Regions from separate parts of the Mus musculus genome. Here region 2 is linked to region 1. The links are chromatin loops, found by intact Hi-C in ENCODE. Cell type or tissue: gastrocnemius. All regions are shown on one strand.

Region 1 (8,000 bases):
ACAGCTGGCCACATTCACACGCCATCGAGGCTCTGAGAGATGAGATGTGGGTGCTTTCTTCTTACTCAGTCGGGGACCCCCGCCAATGCAATGGTGCTGCCCAGGATCTCCCACTTTCATTAACCCAATTCAGAAACTCCCTCAAAGACATAATAGAGATCCAGCTTCTAGATGAGTCTAGATTCTGTCAAATTGACGGTATTAACTATCAAACCCCTCCCTATGCAGGGAGTTGGGAGGTCTTGACCCAGGAGTCAGGAGGCCCCATGTTATTGCCATGCTCATCTGTCAACCCCACCAATCTTTCTCAGCATCCCCATGAAGACAATGAAGTAGCTGGACTACGATGAATCCCCATGGGGTTTCTTTGGAGTGGGCAAATGAGGAATCCTGGGCCTTCTGAACCTGGCGGCTTCTGGGTCTGTGCTAACCTGGCATCTCCTTGGTCAGAGCTAGCTGGCCCTTCCATTTCACCCCTGGGCTGTCTTTCTCCCCTCCCCACTCCATCCCCTTGGAATACTTCATTGCCTGCCTGAAACCTCATGATAAGCCACCATTTGGGGAACTTTCTTGGTTTCCCGACAGAACAGTTGAAGGGACCCTACAGGTTGTTTGCTCAACTTTGCATGTGGAAACACTAAGACTAAGATTGTTCTATGAATAGGAGACTAGCTCTCCCAGCATCAAAATGTGGTCTTATGTCTCATGGGACTAAACTTCCAGGGTCCCCATTTTGGGGGAGAAAAAAGGCACTTTTCTGTCTCTGCTATACAGGTATCATGTTTCCTGGTGTGCGGTGTCCCACGCTGGTTGCTAATGTGTCTTTAGTGACCTTTTTGGCGCTCACTGGACTCCAAGTGGGAGTGAGCCCTGCGATGCTCAGCCCTTCTTAGCCAAAGCAGCCAGCGGCATCTTGTTACACTTTCTTTTATTATGACTGAAGATCCGTTGTTGGAGTTTAATGACACCATTTTATTCGCACTGTATTTGTTTTATGATATCCTTCTATTTATAGCAATCCGACACTGCTCTTCCATTTATGGCCGTGGTAGAACATATCACTGTTTAAAAACAAACTCGTTTAAGTAAAACAAAATATAAAATAAGTGCTGATTTAAAGAAAGCACTTAAGCAGGCAGCCGTCATCCTTGGGCCCAGTCAGACTAACGTTCTCAAGGAGGCAGAAGGAAACGGAGGCCTGGAGTTAGATCCACTGTCCTAACTGGACGTGAGATGTACAGCCGGCCCAATCTTCTTTCCATCTACTTAGTTGGTTCTGGGGTGGAATTCAGGAGTCAGGGCTGGTGGCAAGTACCTGTTAGCAGGGAGCCATCTTGCTGGCCCCCAGCTTGTGCTGTCTCCCCTAAACTACACTGTGCCTGCTTTTGTCAAAACTTAATCTTTAAAGGCCCCTCCTGTCTGCCAAGCCTGGGCCTTTTCCCTCACAGCTTGATTCTGCTTAAGTTTCTGGGATGCCCCTCTTGGTTCCCAGGAGGCCCATGCAGCAGTCTTTTACAGCAGCAGCCTTGAGTTAAGGGCCTGTGAGGGTTCTCAGCCAGAGGGTTCCGTGCCCCACCCCCCCCCCCCACACACACACACTCTGTTTGGGAAGCTGAAGAGGTATCTATATATTGACAGACTTCCACACCTACGCCATTGGTCCACTGTTCTCGAAACTGCATGCCCCTCTGTCAAATCCCCTTCTTGGCCTCTCTCTGTGAAGTGGTTCAAAGGAACAGCCCTGAGACCTTAGACATTTTACTTCTTGGACTGTGGGCTTGAAAATACCAAGTCTGGTTTTCTGTTTACCCTTCAAAGCTCTGTCTAGCATCCTGACTTCACCAAGTTCCACACTGAAGTCAAAGAGTGTCTGTCCTGGGTGAGATCAGTGGGCCAAGTGGTCTCCTGTAGAGTGTAGTTTGATTTGTGTGTGTGTGGCCTCACAGGACTTTTCAAAGCTGAGACACTGATAATTGCTGCCAACGATTTGAGCCTTCTCATGACAGTCTTTCTTAGGTTGTGGCTCTTGAGTGCCTGCTTGTGAATTTTATATGGGTTCTGTATAGCATAGGTTAGCTGTCTTAGTGAACCCCAGTGGAGGAGAGGATGAAGTGAGAGCCTCTCACTGGTCTGGTCCTTAGCAGTGCTATAGTTTACAGCGGATGGGGTTGGGAGGCACCAACAATGAACCCTAATAGAGCTTGCTGCACAGGTTTCTATCTGGTACTTCCCTGGCAGTAAGTGGGAAACCAAGACGCGACATCGCAATGGAGAATCCCACACCCCAGCCCTGCAGTCCCACACACGGTGTGATAACAGCGAGAAAGCTTCCAGGGAATAAATGTCCCAGTCTAGCGTGCTACCTTCACCCTTCTCCAGCAATCTCCTAAATTCAGACATTGAGGCTAGGAGTGCAGAGGACATCGGGAGAGCACAGTTCCAGAAACCACGCTCTAGGACCCGGTGAGAGAGCGGCCGTGGACCATGAGAGCCGTGTCCGCCCCGGAGACGCGCCAGCACCGCGGCGGCAGTAGTGGCGACAGGAGACGGAGGGGCGGAGGCTGGGGCGGAGGGAGCGGGAGGGCGGGCCGGAGGGTGGCGGGAGGTGTGGCCGGCGGCGGTGGCGGGTGAGCCGCTGCAGCTGCCGCCGGCGTCTCAGGGGCTGCAAGCTGCAGGCGGACGCAACGCTGTGCGATTCCGAAGCCCAGCCACGCCAGGCCGCCCGGCCCTGGCCCCCAGCGGGCGTCGCCGCTCCTTGTCGCTTTGACGCCTAGCCCAGCGCCGCGGCGCAGGACTACCGGTGCCCCGCAAGTTGCGAGCGCACTCTGCGCCTGGGGAAACTTTACCCCGCGGCCGAGCCTCTGCCAGGTAGGATTCAATCACTGAGCCCCTCTGTGCGTACTGGCCCCGGGATACCGCGCGCTTCGGGGGAGATCCCAGATCAGTGCGGGTCCCAGGACGCTCGGGTAAGCGGCCACCAAGTTCTGAAGCGACTCCCCTGGGGGCGGGGACAGCGCCGCACTGAGTGACCCGGAGCATGCTCGGGTCGCGACTTCGCCCAGGTCAGGTGCAGCCATTCTGCGCCCAGCGATCTCGGGGGCTCAGGCGACAGTAAGGCGGCAGGTGGGACTCCCAGAGCCGGTGTGTTGGCCGGGGCTGTACCGAGAGTGAAGGGGTGAGCCCAAGTGACCCTGCACACAAGCAGGTCACAACGGGGGACACGGAGCCGGGCTTGGGCGCGGCGGACAGCCGATCGGGCTGGGGCACCGAGCGCTCTTCGCCTTCGTGGGACCCTGGTAGCAGGGCCTGGAGAACGCTCCTAGATTTTGCTCTCGCACCCGAGTTATCATTCCTTGCGCGGGAAGATGTCCAGCTCCGTGGATGTGGAGACCTAGGAGGTTCCCGGGCGGGTCCGGAGCTCCTTGCGGCCGGATGTGGGGTGTGGTGGCCGTGGGTTCCTTAGCGTGGCTGGCCGAGGTGGGCGCGCGCGGGCTCCGGGTCCTGCTTGCGCTGGGAGAGTTGTCTCGCCAGGGGGCGCCCTTCCCTGGCCAGATCGGCTTCCCAGACCAGCCTAGGAGCTTCTCTGAGTTTCTGAGCTCATGGAACCGCAGATGGACCAAGGCAATGCGCGTGGGGTCTGTTTGGAGGAGCTCCCCACCTTGTCCCAGAGAATCGGACGGAGGTGCACCCACTGTGAGACTGATGTGCAACGATCAGACGGATCAGTGTCATGAGGTGGGCTGCTGGCAAGGATGAGTGAACAATTTACACCCAGAAAAACAAAAGAAAGTTTACATGAACAGCAAGCCTGCATGGAGACAATAGGATAGAACATTAGTTGGATTTACTTGAAGTTACTGAAACCCAGCCATTTTTGTAAAAGTGGCATCTTTTGTCCTGGTCCTGGTCAGATCTCTGGGCGTGGTGGGCAGGATTTGTCCTCTCTCTGGGCATAGGTAGATTGGGGGCATAGGAATTTCTATAGTTTCATCAAAAGGGATACACTCCTCACCCATTACCGAGAGCACTCCATGTCCTGGGCCTGAGGTCCCACATGCATCTCTATGATCACGTCCCACATGCTGGTGAAAACGCACTTTCTTCCTTCCTGTACTCTTAGACTCCTGTATTGTGTGGGTGGAAAGGGTCATCTTTGTTGTGTGAAAGGCTGTTCTTATGGAGGGGACTTTGGAGGGAATTGGTGCCTTCTCTTCTCACTAAACTTCTCTCTGTTCCCCCAAGAGAGTACAGATAAGCTCACAGAGACCGTAGCTTCACACCGACTGAAGTTTTCATGTGCCCTTGCTAGGAATTCGTGCTCACCATCCAAGCTATTCCATATACCCCACCACACACACACACACACACACACACACACACACACACAGGTGTTGGGAATGGGTCCCCAAGATACAGATGGGGTCCTGCCTTCAGCCTGGGTAGAAACCACATGTGTTTATTGGATACAGCTAGTACCCCCATCCAGGACAAAGTTTCCATCAGACAGATCATCCTATCTGCCTGGCTTCTGTTTGGAATGGCAGAGCCAACGCAGAGAGGCAAAGGAAAGGGTGGGGACCCTTGTCACTGGGTTTGTCTTTAAGACATGCCAGAAAACAAAAGAAGAGTGTTGTTTGTTTTAGTTTTAATGGCTCTCAGTGTGTGTGTGTGTGTGTGTGTGTGTGTGTGTGTGTGTGTAGCCTAGTTGGAGAGCCCCGCCCACCCCTGGAACGTGGGTATTAGCATGTTCCCAACCCGAAGGCCTGCAGATTCTGGGTGCTGTCTCTTCTCTTTACTCCTTACTCACCCCAGCCCTCACACTGAAGACAACATAGAGGTTCTCCACCTTCCAAAGTTGCTCCTGCCTCTGGTCCTGTCTCTTGGACTCCAGGTAGATTCCCCAGTTTCTGACTTCTCAGTAGTCCAAGCCCAGGCTCATTTCTTTGTCTCTCTGTCCCCAAGACCAAGATGCCAGTCAATCACTGAATCTCCAGGGAGCTTTGAGGAAACAAACCTCTGGACTTGCACCTAGGACAGACTGATCTGAATCCAGAAAGGACCCCTCCCCCAGTTTTCTGGTAACTTCCACACCAGGCTGGAAATAGTCCCCTACCATCTAAGTGACATTTTAGTGCTTTGGACTTGGGACTGGTTGGGTTTGGAGTCAAGATATTAGGGGGGTTTGTGGGAAGGGGCTGGTAGAGGAGAAAGGGCAGATTTGAAATCCAACCAGTTAGCTTCTCATGGAGGCCTTAGATGAACCACTTTCTCAGTGGCCCCTCTTCCCTCTCTGTAAACAGCTCTGGGGATAGAGGGGTCTTGTGACTTAAATCCAGGGAAGCCTTTTGGGATTCTGGACAACCAAGCTGGATGTTGCCTCTGGTCTAGCTGAACAGAATGCTGGTTCTTCACCAGGGTGCCTGGCCTCCCCTTGCTTAGCCTCTGGTACTAGAACCCAGTGGACTCACACTCAATCCAGCAGGTTGGGGTAGAGAGAAGGGAGTGTGACCCATCTCTGCTAGGAGTGTCACAGCAGCTGGTGCAGGCATCTTTGTCTGGATGCCTATCTAACCCCCATTCCCTGGGCAGAGCCAGGGCCTGCGGCTGGACCACACATTTTAGCAACCCCTCCCTGTTGAGAGAGGTGCTCTTCTGGCCCATTTCATCAACCACTGAAAAGGGGAATCAGGAACGGTTGGTTGTCTGAACTCAGCTGGGACTCCATAGAGAGAGTGCAGCACCCAGCACTTGGCCCCAGAGAACAGATGATGGCAGCTGCTGAGCATCCCTGCAACCCAATGTTCTCAGGCAAACATGCCAGCTTGGGTGCCTCCTGCCACTAGGGCTGGCATCGAGTGCCGGTGCTCCATGTGATGGAGTGAGGCAGATCACAAGGATTTTGGTTTTTATTTTTACAAAGAAAGACGGAATGTGATGGTGAAACCCGGGTCTGCAGCTGACGTAGGCTATCAGAAGGACCCTGGCTCCTATCCTAGACTTCTGGGTTGGGCATAAGAAGAAACAGGCTCGTGAGAGCTGTGGTGGAGTAAGATAGAGTAGAAAACCCAGGGAACCTAGAATTAGAAGGCTTGATCTGCCATAGATGAGGCTGTGTGACTTCAGCTAAGTCACTGCCCTTTTCTGAGCCTCAGGCTCTCTGTTTAGAAAAATCACCCCATGGTGATTAGAGCACCTGGGTTTAAGTTCTGTCTACCTGCTTGCCAATTATGTGACCTTAGGTCACTCACCTTCCAGTGCCTTCCAAGTTCTATAAAATGGAATTAGCAATCTCTCCCTTCAGCCTGCAGTGGCCCCACAGTGAGATCATCCTAATAAAACACTCGGCGCAGTATCTGACGCACAGCACAGACTGTTATCTTCCCAGTGTTTAGGGGTGGAATATTGTCAATAAGTTGGTCTTCTGGTTGTTTTCTTATTTTACTACCTCAGTGGGCAGCCCTGTCCCCGTTGCAGGATAGCCAGTGTTATGTCTAGTCTCTCCGCCATTATCTACCAGTTCTTCCTTTCCTCTCCGATCTGCATTCCATCCAAATTGAGTACCAAGCCTGCGGGTGCCAATGAGAAGCTGGCCCGATAAACAGCTTCCAAAACCACCCCAGCCCTGGGATGAGTCCACTGGGTTCTAGGACCAGGGGCTAAGCATGCCTCTAAAGCCCTTGGGACTTTCAGATAAATGCTCTCGGGATCTGAGGGCTGCATTTCCCCAGCCGATCCAGATACCCTCTGTGGATGTGGGCTGGGCCAGCTCTGAGGTCTGTGAAGTGGGACTATGCCCACTGTATGGGCTGGGGCAGCTTCCTCAAACTGCTTGGGAGGGGGCAGTTCAGACTGCACCAGCCTCTTCCCCAGGAAGGCTATGGTTCTAGTCCATCTTGCATGTGATGGTATAGAAATGTGAGACTGTTCCCATGAGTCAGGGCTGGACTACTCTCTGTCCTCATCTCTGGTCTCTGGGGGCTTTAGTTATTGTTCCCATTTTATAGATAGGAAAATAAGGCTCTGAGATAGTGGAGTCAGCAGTGGGGTTTGGGTTTGAGGTTAGCTCATGTTGGCTCTTCATCCTGTGCGCTCAGCCATTGTGTTGTGCTTCTCCTGAACCCCAGAACCCCAATAAGGATCTTTGAAATTGGGCCACCCACTTGACACACACACACACAACACACACACACATTCACACATACACACACGCACACATACACACAAGCACGCACACACACATTCATATACGCATGCATACACACATACAGGTGTACACACACACACACACACACACACTTTTGACCGTTCTTGCTCTTTTTGTCTTGCATATACCATTCGGCCATCTCGGGGACAGGTGGGTTAAGAAGCTTGGAGACCTAGTTGCTTACAGGAGGGGGATAATCTTAGGAAATCACAACAGGCTATAACAGGAAGAGGCTCTGGATCTGCAGTTAGTGTCCCATCATGTTTCTGTGCCCATTCCTTGTCTGTGAAAAATCAGAATGATGGCCTCTGTGTTCTGTTAGGCTGAGTGACAGAGAACTCCCTTGCACCTTAGATTCCCTGCTTGCTTGTCTGCTCATTTCTGCTTTTTGTGGTGCTTCGGATGGTAACCCTGGTATGTCTATGGCTGCTCTTCTGAACCATGTAGATGGCACTGAAGTCACTACAGGAGGAGAAGAGGATGCTGGGAATGCCAGCAGGCATTCCATGCGCAGTGGGAGGTGGTATATCTCACTCAACTCTGGGACGTTGGCCAGATCTGTTACCTGGTTCTAACCAGTCAAGGGCAGCTGGGCCCACGAGAAACTCCAGCTTGGCGTTGACATTGGCAGCAGAGTACTGAGAGGAACATTCCAGGCCCCTTTGGGATGGCTGGGTCACCAGTCCTTCAGACATTAGGCTTATCCCTAACTGACCCAGTGGGACACAGTCTGCACATGGGGACATGATTTTAAGTGATCATATTGGGCCTGTGACACACTTCAGGTGGTGGTGCC
Region 2 (8,000 bases), 110 kb after region 1:
TTAAATTTATTTTATTGATGATGGTGATGGTGATGGTGATGATGGTGATGATGATGGTGATGATGATGTTGTGCTGGGGGTGTACATGCCATAGCCATCATATGGAGTTAGAGAGCAATGCTGTGGAGTTACTTCTCTCTACCTTGATGCGGTTTCCAGGGAGCTAACTCAGGTGTTAGGCTTGCATGGGCGGGTGGCAGGCACCTTTCCCCACTGAGCCCCTTGGGTCACGTGAGAACAGATGTCGCTGCACTGCAGGTCCGACCTCCTGCATTTACTATCCAGTGAGCCCTCTGGGGCCTGAGTTCTGCTTCTGCTACTAAGGCTTCCTGGCCCTGGGCTGTGGGAAGCCAGCTGTGGAGAGATCATCCCCAGCCCTGGAATCTGAGTTTCCCGGCAGTCCAGGTACGAGGGAGTGAAACGCCATACAGAGAGAGGCAGACTGTGAAGACGACAGAACAGTGATAGGCCCAGGCTGAAGGAACTAAGATATCACAGTGGCAGGAAAACTGAAGGCCAAGTGCCTGGGCTAAAGCAAGCAAGTCCGGGTGTAGCTGTGCCACCTAATCTGGGCTCCTTAACCTGGTCCCCTCTCCCTGCCTGGCTGTCCTAAGAATCAAGTGAGAGCATGAAATGAGGGGTTGTCAGGGAAAAAGATTGGTGCAGGGTTGGGCTATGATTGAGCTAAAGCAGGTGTGAATGTGGTTAGATAACAGAAAGAACCTGAAGAGGCCTGAGAATGAGGCTGTCCGCTCAGAAGGTCTTTGACATTCATTGGCTGTTTAGAGAAGTGCTAATTGATGCCTCAATTTCCCCATCTGTGAAAGGGAGCTGGGACCTGTTAGGTCTGTGACCATGTCTCCTGTTTGCTGCTGTGAGTGACTGGCTGGCACCACTGACATGGCTTCTGACAGGCTGTGTAGAGAGCACTGGCTTGCAGTCTGCTGCTTGGTAGCTGTGTGGCTTTGGGCAAGTTACTTCACCTCTCTGATCAGCTCCTCAGCTATCAGAAAGGGATGATGATAAACCTGCTTTGTGGGGTTATGGTGAGACTCGGATGAGCCATGTCCAGGGAAATGCAGTTTTCGTTTCCCACCTGCAAATGGGGAAATTCCTTCAGGACACTCCCTTAGCCCACCCCACCATGTTTTCTCAGCTAGCACATTCCTTGTCTCTCCCTCTGTCTGACTTCCCCCTGTCACCCATCTGAGCCTGTCAGACATATCACAGCGATGATGACGGGGATCCTTTTTCTGTGGGGGTTGGGAGACAGCTTCATCAGGAATTCCTGGGGTCTCCTATGCCCCCTCTCTCCCAGTCAGACCTGTGCCCCTGCCCTCCCAGTTCCCAGGCCCCCTTAATACCCGTGAACCCATTCACCATTTCAATCCTGGCTGTTGTGATAGGCCAGGTTGCCCCAGCAACAGCACCGAGTATTTTGGGATGGATCACTAAGCCTTTCAAAGGGTCTCGTTTCCAACTCAGGCTCAGAGAGATGAAAGACAGAAAGGGAGCACAGATGAGGGTGAGAGGAAGCAGAAGGCCTGCTGAGCAAGGCCTGAGACCAAGGCCTCTGCCGCTGAAATGCACCCCAGCACCGGGAGTGACAGGGAGTTACTTCAGCAAGCTGGCTGTGGCTAGAGGACTTGATCTGGGGGAAAGAACTTTTGTCTCAGTAGCTCCTGCAACCTGTAGTGTGTTTGGTCTAATGACACCATGTCTTCATCTGAGACCCAGGAATGCCATCTCCCTGCGTAGACAACCCAGTGAGGTCAGGGTGCCAAGAGCTTTTTGCTAGTCAACCGAAGGCAAAGAACATTCTGAGAAGGACACAGGGTAAAGGGTCTAGTAGTACGGGCTGTTGGAGCTAGTGGTTCTGGACCTGTGTGCAGCTCGTGAAATGAGGAGTTAGAGACAGTCCCCACCATGTTGTGTCTTTGAGAATGCTCTGGTGGGAGGAGCCCTGGGAAGTGTCTGAATGCAACAGGGGGCCGAGGCAGAGCTAGAGACCCTAGGCTCACAGACTTGTAATGGGGCCTCCCAGATGCTGCCTTGCCCTGCAGCCCTGGATATTCATGGCTCAGTGATCACCCGGCAGGGAAGGCTGTCCTTTGAATTCAGTTTCACTACAGTGGCCCTCCCCTCAGGCCCTGCTTCTCTGGAGCCTAATTAGGCTTCCACCCACCCCCACCCCCCTTTCACTGAGCCTGCCCTGTGCCATGGGCAGACTCCCCAGGATTTCAAGCCAATTGCTTGTTTATGAGCCCAGCCCGTCTGTCTTGGGACGAGGCCCAGAGGCACAGCCAGTGAGCCAAAGAGCCCCCCTCTCCCAGCCAGAACTGGATGGCCCCAACCGGTTGCTGTGCTCACAAGTGCCTTCCATGTTAGTGCTGGTTTAAGTGCCCATCTTGGCTGGGTATCGTTTTATCCATTTCTGGGACTTTCTAACCACTTCCAGCCTTTGGGGCTTCATTTCACCCAGGATAGTGATTAACATCATGAACTTTCCTGAGCTTTTGGGAGGATCAAGTGAGCTTACAGGCACTGGCATCATCAGCAGGTCACCATAAAAAAACCGTAAGTCCACCCTCCCCCCCCCCCCCCCGCAAGACCTCCAGGCCTGCTGGTGCACTTTATTCTGGGTCTTGTCTGGCATGCCCAGGCACTCTGAGGATGTGGCTGTCAATACTGCTCTCTGGGGATTGGGTTAGTGGTCTCCACTAGAGTCCAGTGATGGTGGCAGCGGAAGGAAAGCACGGCCGCTGGCCTCCACTGGACCAAACCCAGGGCTGGTTCTGTAGATGCTGGGAGAAGAGTGACAAGGAAATGAATGTACTGTGAATGTTTGCAGCTAATCAGCCTCTCCCATCCTGGCAACGACCACGGGCGGCGGGGTGGGGGTGGGGGGGAGGGAGTTGGAGCTGAGAATCTTCAGGTTCCAGGTGAGAGGTGCGGGCTCCCCCAGAGGAGAGGAGACAGGAGACAACCATCCTCAGCTTGTGGGAGTAGAATCCAAACACTAGTTGCACCGGGACCCAGCAGCGGCTCCACCCAGGACCACAGCGCCCTCTGCTGGCACCGGTTTGCACAAGACAAGCTGGGCCTGGCTGTGCCGCCTCAGAGGTGCTCTGGGGGTACTGAAGGCAGAAGGAGTGATTTATGAACCTAGCTATTCTTCTTTCTCAGAGCACCCCTCCTAGCCCCACATCCCTGCAGATGGGCTGAGCAGCCATGTGGGGCCAGGAGAGGGACAAGATTAATAAAGCTGTCTGGCCCAGGCGGGAGCCTGCTGCGGAAAGCCCCAGGACACTGCAGAACCTCGGCCCCATCCCTGCCCTCTCTGGGCCTAGGGGCTCCCATCTGTCAGGGAACGGCAGGGCCAGGTCCTGCCCCTACAGTCTCCAGCTGGCTCAGGGGAGGGTTTGAGCAGCGTTCCCAGGCTCTGTGCTCAGCTACTTAGCTCAGGTCAGAGATGTTGGCCACTAAGGCATGGTTCTTCCTCTCTCAGGAGCTGCCTCTGCCTCTGTGTCCCATGGGTACCGTCTTTCCAGGAGCTCTGTTTTTTTTTTTTTTTTTTCAGTTAAATTACATGCTTCTGGTTGTACCGATGCCAACCATGCACTGCATCTGTGGTCCTCCCCACACCCTCCTCCACTCCGGATACCAGGGATCTGGGTCGGCATCCCTTTACTCATGGTGTATAATGACACTGAGGACCACAGTTCCTCAGCCCTCTATGTGTCCCCTCTGGCACTATGGATTCTTTCAGCCACCTTTGGTTTCAAAACTGATCATTTCAGTTCTCCGAGTGATTTTCCCAAGGTCTCAAAGGAAGGCAGGGGCTGTCCCAGGCTCTGAAATGAATGGAGCCACATTTTCTAGGCAGATGAAAGTTGGATTGTGGGACAGGATTTCCAGGACAGAAGGAAAGGAGAGTGGGGACAATAGGAGTGGGGTGACCTCAAAGATGGTCTGTGTGCCAGCAGACAGCACACATGTAGTGGAGGCTCCTTGGTGAGGAAGTAACAGCTAGCCACCCGCTCCTCCTGGACACTGGGTTGACTCCCGTGTAACCTTCATTCCCTACCCTGTATTCAGACAAAATGATACAGAACTCAATTAGGGCCATGGCCTGGGTTGGTAGACATGTGTGACAGTGCTGGACCAGGGCAGGGATCAGGCAGGGGAAGAGGAGGGCTTGGGAAACCATGACCCAACCCCGTTTCCCTAAACCCCATGGCTAAGCATGGATTAGCCACAGAACCACAGCTCCCAGAATGGCCCCAGAGCTGTGACAAGTCAGGTGGCTTCATCTTGTCCAGTTAGTGATCTCTGGTGAAGTTCTGTCTAAAGCTTTTAGGCTTGTCAGACCTGGAAGCCCCCTCTCTGCCCTTTCTGAAGTTCTTCCCTTTTGAGTCCCGCCAAGGCAGAAGTACAAAGACCTGAACACCACCAGGACCAATTTTTAGGGAATCCTTACCAGTCAGGTCAGGTAGGATGGTAGGCAAGTGGATGGATGGGTGGATGTATGGACGGACGGGTGGGTGGATGGATAGATGGATGGATGGATAGGTGGATTGATGGATGTATAGATGGATGGATGGGCAGATGAATCCTATGAATCGGTGGATTGGTGGAAGAGTGAGAGAAATTGTGATAGGAAGAGGGAGACTCTGTCACCCATAATATTTCTCACTGATCCCAAGTCAGAGCATCTGAACAGGTCTTTTGAGCCCTGGAAATCCTCTTGGGAAGGACTCTTGATCCCAGCTCCATAGGGGAAGTACCGATCTTCTCCTGGGTCTGTTGTCCAACACAGCCTGTAATGAGATCTGGACTGTAGAACTCCTCACAGGTGTGATTAACACAAGTCTCCACAGAATAAGCCCAGTTTCCTTGGCGCTGTTGGGATCTGGCTCTCTCGATGAACTTTATAGCAAATCTTAATGCTTTAAAACCAAGAAAAGCATGCTGGGCAGTGGTGGCACACGCCTTTAATCCCAGCACTTGGGAGGCAGAGGCAGGTGGATTTCTGAGTTCGAGGCCAGTCTGGTCTACAGAGTGAGTTCCAGGACAGCCAAGACTACACAGAGAAACCTGTCTTGAAAAAGACAAAAAACCAAAACCAAAACCACAAAACAAAACAAAACCAAAACAAGAAAGACTCCCTGCATCAAATCCTCCCTAAGGGGAGCCTGTGTCAGGGGGTAGGATGTGGTGGCATGGCCCTGATGCAGAGACATCCTAGCAGGTTCCCAGATGGCATCAGATGGGTGGCCACCCAAACCTGCCACCTCCTCTTAGTCTAATATCAGTTCAGATATTGATGAAGACACAGCTCCTGTGCGGTCAGCAGAGTACAGGGGGCTGCTGTGTGGTCAGGAGATAACCAGTGTAGCCCTCCCCAGGTAACATGGCACAAAGTCTCTGCAGCTTTTCCTTAGTGCCACGGGTCAGTTAGTGAGCCGTTGCCTGGGTGCACATCAGGAGCAATGCACTCATTGTGTCCCGATGCCCAACAGCCTGTCATGGTGAACTTTCTCTTCCAGGACAAGCTGGGCTGCTGAGAGACATACCTGAGACCCTCTAACTAAGAGATTGCATCCTGTTGACTCCTGAAGAGCTGCCCAGGTAAGACTTCTGTCCCCTTACACTGTACCCCACTGTGACTCTGTCCAATCTATGTGTCTTTCCTTGCGGTCCCCCTTGCTCACTCTCTATCATCTGTCCCCACCTGTTTCTTTCTTGAGTACGGGTCCCCGTTTCTGGGTTGCTTACTCTTGCCTTTTTGTCTCTTTCCCACCATGCATGCATGCATTCATTCATTCATTCATTCATTCATTCATTCATGAAGTTGTGTTAACTGGTGCCACTGTGTTGGTCTGTCCCGGACACTGAAAGTGTCTCGGTGACACTGGTCATGGCTTGGTGCTTCTGAGTAGCCACACAACCTCTATAGTGGGTGGTGCCTACACAATGCTGTGCTGCCCCAGGTAGGACCCATCACTGGCTGCCTACATGGCATGGTCACTGGCCACATTAGTACTTCTCAACTCTTCAAAACGAATGACGACTTCCATAAGATGTGCTAGTGACGTGAAGTATCCCAGGCCAATTCTAAGCTTAGAATTGTTAGTTGTGTTTGACAGAAGCACCCCTCAAAGCCTCAAGGTTTTATTCTACCTAAAGCAGTAATTTGGATGGCATGCATCTATAAGCATAGGACCCTCCTGGGCTTGGGTGAGGGATCTCTGGGATAAATATCCAAGCCCTGGACAACACTGTCACTCCCGTATCCCTGGGTTGTCTTGTAGAAGGGCCATGTGGAAGCAACTTCCAGCCTGCTCGCCACTGCCCTTCCCCTGCCCCACACCCACAGTGAGAGGCCTGGCTTCACACCAGATCACATTGGCCCTGGACGCTGGCCTTGCTCCCATCCTTCCGGGCCAAGACTAAAGGACTTTATCTATGTAATCCTGTCTTTGTCAAACATCCATCATTCTCATGGGGTTTGTTCTGCAGTCATGCAGACCAGAGAACTCTGCAGCAATCTGAAAAACAGGGTCTCCTCCTCGGGGGACTTTTCTTCTCCCAGTTCAAAACACTGGCCCCTAAGCCAGCTGGAGATAGAGGGCTGAGTTCTGGACTGTGTCGGGGTGTGGGAGATACTGAAGATAATTAGGGTTTGGCTGGCCTTAGGGAATCCGATCAGAGAACAACTGACTACAGCTATGCTTCCCAGTGGAAATCCCCATCCTTCTACAAACCTGAGTTGCTGCAGTGAGGTCCCTGGTGTTCAGCAAGCATCGCAGGATGGAGCCTCTAGCCAAATATGGAGGGACGGACCCTCCAAGGGTTAGGCTTTTTAATCCTCATCTCTGCAAGTCCCCAGAGAGCCTAGCATTTCCAAGGAATTTGGGGTCTAGACCCTAAAACAAAGTCCACGGAGATCCTGAGGGTGGTAGGACTGGTCTGTCCTCGCAGCCTTCATTATAGCTGTTCCTCACGTCCTGTGGGCTTGGTGGAGTGAGTATCACAGAGGGCCTGACATTCCAGAGACTGTCTCTTTCTAGGTGTGTGTGTGTGTGTGTGTGTGTGTGTGTGTGTGTGTGGTATATGAAGTGTGTAATGTGTCTGTGTGGTGTGTGGCATGCACCTCAGAGGAGGGTGACAGATCAGAGCCAGGGAACTAGAGGATGAGAGTTAGGGCCCCAGCTTAAAGCTCCATCTGGTCTCACCCAGTTGCAGATCTTAAAAGAGGATGGTTACTAGGTCTCCTGGGGGCTGGGGCTGGGCTCCACCTGAGTGTCTCCAGAAGGATTGAATGGCCTTGTGTTTTCTAGGTGAAGAACCATGGAGGGCGACTGTCTGAGCTGCATGAAGTATCTGATGTTTGTTTTCAATTTCTTCGTTTTTGTAAGTGCCTCCTGCCTCTCTCCAGCCCCTCCCCTGGGTCTCTAGCCTCTGCTGATGACAAGGCTAGCCTTCTCCCTGAAATAGCCACAGAAGGCTGAATATCCACAGGCAGAAGTGCCTGACCAGTAGGTCTCCTGGAAGACCTGGCACTGACTGCCCAACTCCTGAGTCCCCACCCCCATTCCCATCACAGTAGACATTTCAGCCAGACCCTGAGATGGGACAGCCTCTGGCAAAGGATATGCTAGACAGACTAGGAAGATGGTTCATTTACAACCCAAGTTCAGTACCCAGAACCTACATAAAAAGCCAGGTGTGGTGGCACTTGTTCATTACTCCAGCTCTGAGGGACACCCCTGAGGCTTTGCCTAACCCAACACTGTCTCAAAAAACAGTGTGTGTGGCTCCTGGGGAACAACACGTGGGATTGACTTCTGGCCTCCACACGCACACACGTGCACAGTCACACACATGAATATGCACACATGTGCACACACGTGCACAGTCACACAAATGAATATGAACATATGTGCACACACGTGCACAGTCACACATGAATGTGCACACATGTGCACACACACGTG

What was found. A loop is a pair of places that touch in the nucleus more often than their neighbours do. Peaks named below come from ENCODE experiments on the same cell type or tissue, not always from the same donor. Only the 100,000 strongest peaks of a DNase experiment are listed, where the experiment ranks them.
Region 2: a loop joins it to region 1, with 9 times the contacts of the local background. A loop is called at or near these places in 32 of 42 quality-filtered maps.

The regions. Positions count from the first base shown.
Region 1 is chr2:93,329,140-93,337,139 of GRCm38, reverse strand. Tspan18 (tetraspanin 18) reads left to right here and starts at 2,653. Exons shown (of 10, transcript NM_183180.2): 1 at 2,653-2,868. In gastrocnemius, a CTCF peak has its summit at 3,520; DNase peaks (open chromatin) are centred at 2,599, 3,008, 3,519 and 5,817; H3K4me3 peaks cover 2,149 bases; H3K27ac peaks cover 2,049 bases.
Region 2 is chr2:93,222,128-93,230,127 of GRCm38, reverse strand. Tspan18 (tetraspanin 18) reads left to right here. Exons shown (of 10, transcript NM_183180.2): 3 at 5,550-5,631; 4 at 7,344-7,416. The coding sequence starts at 7,354. The region is part of intron 1 of Gm32824 (a long non-coding RNA gene); the gene reads right to left. Among named protein-coding and RNA genes, the nearest start is that of Gm32824, 6.9 kb to the right of the region's middle. In gastrocnemius, a CTCF peak has its summit at 3,086 (motif pointing left); DNase peaks (open chromatin) are centred at 2,744, 3,076, 3,323, 6,401 and 2 more places.